Linked DNA regions of Homo sapiens: region 2 is linked to region 1. Evidence: chromatin contacts called from ENCODE Hi-C or POLR2A ChIA-PET data. All regions are on one chromosome and are shown on one strand. Each heading gives the region's core, a stretch centred on a gene start or an enhancer-like site at or near the end of the contact. The rest is flanking DNA. Distances are from core to core; before and after follow the strand shown.

Region 1 (2,925 bases), core at 272-2,771:
GTGGCTCACACCTGTAATCCTAGCATTTTGGGAGGTGGAGGTGGGAGGATACCTGAACTCAGGAGTTCAAGACCAGCCTAGGCAACATAGTGAGACCTTGTCTCTATTATTTATTAAAAATTAAAAAATATATATATAGCAGGTAACTGTATTAGTTCTGAAAGCAATGTGAAAATGTCTTTATCTTCTTTTGGAAATAGATTGCTAATAATAATACATTAAAGAATAGCCCATTCTATTTCCAGGACCAGAAAGCTGTTGTGCTGGATTTGGTTCTTTCATAGGGATTGTCTCCTTGTTTCAGTTGGACAATTGATATAAGAGAACTAGAGGCAAAAATATAAATTTAGGACTAAATACAAGCTAATCTCTGTGTTCACTTCGATCATTAGTCAACCTAAAACAACTGATTAATTGACTATAACTCAGCACAGCCACTAGCATTAATAGTCTTGAAAGTTTGGGACATAATTGGATATCTGTCTGAAGACAGGTAGTCAGATAAATAACTTGGAATTGACTTCTAGCCTAGAGAGGCATATTTCAATTCTAAATGTCTTACTTAGAGACATGTCACACAAAGGGAGGAATGTAGAACAATAAGCATAGTACTATGGCTTAAAAATCAAGAGACCAAAATCAGTTCCCTGCAAATTACTTTCCATCTCGGATCCTCTCCATTAAATGGAAAAATCATTTTTAAAAATCCCTATACAGAAATGCAGTTGGTTTAAGAAGAAAAAAAAGTGCATAGATAGATGGAGAAAGAGATCCTTCTTTAACATCTGGGTTCCTTGGCCCTCCCTGAAATATTTCCCCTTGAGCTTTTATTTGAGTGTACTATGAAACCTGCAAAACAATAAAGCCTGTGATCCCTTAATATTCACAAAGAATTGCTAAGTATAACCTCTCCAGAAACATTTTACATAATTAACTCTGTCCTTAAACGGAAGGAGAAACCAGAAGGTAGTTAGTTCCCAAGCACCTAAATATGAGAGAAGGACTTTCAGCTTCAGTTTTATGCTTTTGATAGACAAATATGAGAAGTATAATCATGCATAACTTAACAATGGGGGATGCATTCTGAGAAATGCTTTGTTAGACAATTTTGTGTTGTGTTAACATCAGAGAGTGTACTTACACAAACCTAGGTGGTTTCGCCTGCTTCATACCTAGGCCATATGGTGTAGCCTAGGCCGTATGGTGTAGCCTAGGCTATATGGTGTAGCCTAGGTTTGCAGCAGGCAAAACCATCCAAGTATGTGTAAGTACACTCTATGTATGTAGCCTCCAAGCTACAAACCTGTACAACATGGGACTGTACTAAATACTGGAGGCAACTGTTACACAAGGGTATTTATGTATCTAAACATAGAAAAGGTACAGTAAAAATACAGTATTATAATCTGTTATAATGTATGTGGTTTGTCATTGACCTAAACATCATTGTGTGGCACATGACTGTACTTCTTCCAGTTTAAAAGAGGAAGTGAGAAATTTTCCAGTTTAAGTATTTAGCAATAGTCATGTGGTTCCAGATGCAAGACAGAACCCTTTTGTAGCTGAACCTGGTAGGGAGGGAGAGGGGTTGAAGAATGGCTGGAAGGCAAGATACCTGGCACCTTTTTGAGAAGCTTGAATTCATTCCTTCAGGACTTTCACAAGAAGGAGAAATGGACCTGAGTCTAGAAAACCTGCAGCTAAAGACAAGTTACCAAAAATGCTAACCTTGAAGTTTAAATTTGGATTAGGGGTTATCAAAGACAACATTCTAATTAGGGTATAGGTGTAAAATTTGGATTTGTTGTTCAGATTCTAGTAGAGAATTAATCAAAGTTTGTTCCAGAGTCTTTATTTTTGAACGTGGTATTTAACAGTCTGTTCTGGTTAAAAGTTTACAAACTAAGTCTGAGGGAAACCAGTGAGCTCTAACCAAATCTCAGGAACAGCATGCACCTCGATGTTGTGACCTTTGTAATATACAATGAATGCCAGACACCTAGTAATCTTGTACGTAAAATGTAGAGAAATTCACTAAGGGGCAGAATTTAAATTCTTATGTACTAAAACTACAAAGCAAAAGCCACCAAAGTTACGTCCTGCAGTAGTGTGCTTATAATCAGTTGCATCTCTGGTACCCACAGCTCAGTGGCCCTGTGGCTTTGTGAGGGAGAACCTCTTGCTGAATTTACTTAGGCTTGAAGTATCGATTTCTACCCCCCTCCCCAAGGGTTCCCCCCCTCCATGGGTCCCCACCTCCCCATGGGCCTCCCCTTCCCCATGGGTCCCCCCCCTCCCCATGGGTCCGTCTGTGCTTACCGCGAATGATGATTGGTCCCTTTGCTCTTACCATGCTTATCGTCGTTTCCCTTGTTTCCCCTAGTTGGTCATTATTAATATAAGGTAAATGTCTTTTCTTTCAGTCCTCCTCGCCCTCTGACTAATATGAATGACACCATGGTTAGCCACATGTCCTCTGGAGTGCCCACTCCCACCAAGAGGTACGTATGTCTTGTGCCTTCGACTTGGGTGTTGGCCTCTGCTACTGATTTGCGATGCCCCTGCCAGAAATGAGGCCTGAAAAGCAGGTTGTTCCACAGGGCAGAAAGGACTGGTTTGCTTTCTCTTCCTTTGACCGTCTTTTAGTCTTAATTTCTACTTTTTATTTTCCTTTTTTCCCCCACCGACTCACAAATATAGCAACTGAAGTTTGGCTTTCAGTGGTGCCTCAGGTGGAAACTTCATTTGTGACAAGCAGTGGTGGCAGTGTCAGAGCAGATTAGGCACGTTTCAGATCCGTTTTTTTAACCTTAAACAATATTTTGGTAGTCGTGAGTTTCAACAGTTTTGCCTTTGAATTCTTTGTCAAAGATCATTTTTGCTCTTTGATTAGACTGTGTAAATTGAATTAATCCCTTATAAAAT
Region 2 (2,842 bases), core at 213-2,712, 120 kb after region 1:
TGGACAGCTATAGGGTTCAATGGAAAAGCATGGGTTCTGGAGGGCAGGCACACCTTCATTTGAATCCTGACGCTGCTCCTTTCTAGAGTGACCTCAGGTCACTGCCTTATTCTCTGCATCTATAAAATGAAGATAATTCCAACCTATTTAGTTGTTCTAAGGATTATATTAAAATGTGTAAGAGACCTGGAGCAGGGCTGAGCACATAGCAAATGAGTAATAATGGTTGCTTTCCTTTCTTCCTCTGACACTAGTGTCTGCACCATCCACTGGGCACTGTGGGTCAAGCCACACTGAGCCGCACTGGCCAGACCCTACCTGGACTCATAGGCGAGAGGCTACAGTGATGGGGACAAGGGAACCTGGTACTGCCAGGGCCCAAGCCCCACGCCCGGTGCCAGGTGGCTGAGGATCTCCCCAGGCCTGGCACGGGTGCTCAGGCTTGGGGCGCTGATTTGTCTCCCCTGCCCAGACATGTAAAGGGCCACTTAAGGAGGTCGAGGGGTGGAGTCCAGGGCCCTGAGCCAAATCTCTGCCCAGGCTGTAGCCCTCAAGTCATGGGAAAATCTGCTTCTGGGGTGGAGGCTGGTCTTGGAATGGCAGGTAAGGAGCAGGACAGGATGGGGAGGACCACCTCGCAGACCTCACTCTCACCACCAGGTATACACACACTTGTGACTTGCTTGCCCCCTCAGTGGGTGAGCAGTTTCTTCAAGCCCTTGAAACGCCAAGGTCTTGTCACAGTTTTCTCCCGGGGCAAAGGGGCTACTTTCCCCTACACTAAAGAGAGCCCTCTCCGAACAATTTATTCTTTGCCAGAGATACTGGGCTCTGTGCAGGCTCCTAGAGGGAGCTTTCTCTACCGATCAAGAAGCATCTGCTTCCCTTATTCACTTAGCAAAAATTTCTTCTTTTTTTTTTTTTTTTTTTTTTTTTTTTTTTTTTTTTTTTTGCGGCGGAGTCTCACTCTGTCTCCCAGGCTGGAGTACAGTAGTATGATCGGCTCACCACAACCTCTGCCTCCCAGATTCAAGCCATTCTCCTGCCTCAGCCTCCCGAGTAGCTGGGATTACAGGCGCCTGCCACCATGCCCGGCTAATTTTTATATTTTGAGTAGAGACGGGGTTTCAGCATGTTGGCCAGGCTGGTCTTGAACTCCTGACCTCGTGATCCACCCGCCTCAGCCTCCCAAAGTGCTAAAATTACAGTCGTGAGCCACCGCGCCTGGCCCCAGAGATGGCTTTCTGTCCTGAGCAAGAAGGAAATATTCTGGAAGTTATACTTTCCAATGCTTTCCTCCCCACCAACCGGACAAAAGGCCAGGGGCCCACTCCAGCTGCCCTAGGGAATCCCCCAACATCTCACCTCTCCTTAGCTCCTCTGGGCTTCTGCAGTGACATCAGTGTGACTTCAGCACTGCGCTTTTTGAGCTAGCGGCTCTGCTCCGCTGCCCTCGGGCCCCACTTCCTCTAAATTCCCCGTTCCTCTCCCCGTGGCTCCACTTCTTCTTCGGGGCCGTGGCAGCGTTCTTCAATGTTCCCCGTGCACAGCCTGGATCCTGGCTGCCGCCTGTCCTACCTGTCCACGAGCTCCCCCTCTTTTTTTCCTCACTCTTGACTCAGAGAAACCCCACCCAATGCCTGCCAGATAGCGGAAGCTTAACAATCAGTTGTTAGATGTGCAAATAAAATACAGCCACAGATCGTTATATTGGTAACACAAACACAACATTCAGAGACCAAGAAAATGAAAAAGGGAGGTCTAGAAGGTCCTCACCTTCGTTCTTTTGTAAATAACGATGTCTTTATTATCAACAGGTCCCACCAAGGATTTTCCTGGTGTGTAAATTTATGAGGTGTCTTATAAAGGAATGACAAATGGAAAACACAGTTCATTATACACTTAACAAATTGCCTTTATTAAAAAAACAAAAACCAGGAAATCAGGATTGTCCTTGAGGAGTGAACACACCCAGGGGCCATGCCCCAAATGTTCTTTCTGTGTCAAGTGAGCCAACCCCGTCCCCTCTGTCCCATTCCCACACACACGTTTCCTCTTGCGCAGCTCAGGCACCGGGACTGGGTCCCCTCCCTAGCCCTGCCGGGAAGGAGAAAAGAAAGCGAGACTGAGCCCAGCCAATCAACAGTCAGCATTTCTGAAGCTCCTCCCCAAATACAAATATGCGCTCCGCCCCCGCTAGCGCCACCTGGAGGGTGAAGAGCGAAATGCGGCGACTGCACTGGGTCCTCGGCCTGGCGGAGCCGCCCACTTCGCTGGTTTTTGCAGCCGATGGAGACCCGGACTCCGCTCCGAAACCTGCTGACCGCGGTGGGGTTATTCGGAGCGGAGCCGCCGAGGGGCTGTCGAGCGCTTTTGAATCTGTTTACTTGAAATGACTTTCCCCACAACTTTCCCTGATTTCTATTCCCACTTGACCAAAAGAATGAGTTTGATGTGGAAAAGTGGCCAGAAAAGTGGCAATAGTGGTGTTAGGTGCTCAATGGCATCTCTTTGGGCTCAGCCTCCATTAAGCAAAGTAGATGCCTGGGGTGGGGAGGTGGCACCCTTTTTCCGGATCCCCAGTCAGTGGGGCAGGGGCTTCGGACACTGTCCCCACAGCTGGACTAGTGGCCCAGAGATCCTAGAAGGGACCCAGCCTTCCCGCGCTGCACCCAGACCTCCGGGGTGTGACCGCCAAGCTGTCCTGGCTCCCCTGCTCAGTGGCCTGATGGGGGTCTCAGTCCCGCACTCCCTCGTGGGGTCGGGGCACTAAAACAATCATTTTTTCAGGCCATGCTCCTTGATCCTAATTTAAAAGGCGGCCTGGCCGGACGCGGTGGCT

Evidence for each region. Hi-C counts contacts between places; a loop is a spot of excess contacts on that map. ChIA-PET counts read pairs that join two places held with the same protein, here RNA polymerase II (POLR2A). Pooled maps may share reads with other maps.
Region 2: a map of B cell shows a loop between it and region 1 (13-fold over the local background). The contact joins two enhancer-like sites. A Hi-C loop is called at or near these places in 1 of 168 maps with a recorded cell type or tissue (B cell), 1 of 37 single-sample maps with no recorded cell type and 6 of 50 pooled maps. POLR2A ChIA-PET finds 5 or more read pairs at or near these places in 4 of 52 experiments (AG04450, GM12878, IMR-90 and 1 more).

What each region holds. Positions count from the first base shown.
Region 1 is chr2:25,482,372-25,485,296 of GRCh38, reverse strand. It overlaps DTNB (dystrobrevin beta), which reads left to right. Exons shown (of 21, transcript NM_021907.5): 10 at 2,424-2,501. Among named protein-coding and RNA genes, the nearest start is that of DTNB-AS1, 63 kb to the right of the region's middle. Within about 2 kb of position 1,521, at least 2 of the 41 ENCODE cell types and tissues checked have a DNase peak (open chromatin) inside an H3K27ac peak, as active enhancers do.
Region 2 is chr2:25,361,476-25,364,317 of GRCh38, reverse strand. No RefSeq gene overlaps it. Among named protein-coding and RNA genes, the nearest start is that of DNMT3A, 21 kb to the right of the region's middle. RefSeq lists enhancers at 1,576-1,625, 1,676-1,775, 2,046-2,125. Within about 2 kb of position 1,462, at least 29 of the 41 ENCODE cell types and tissues checked have a DNase peak (open chromatin) inside an H3K27ac peak, as active enhancers do.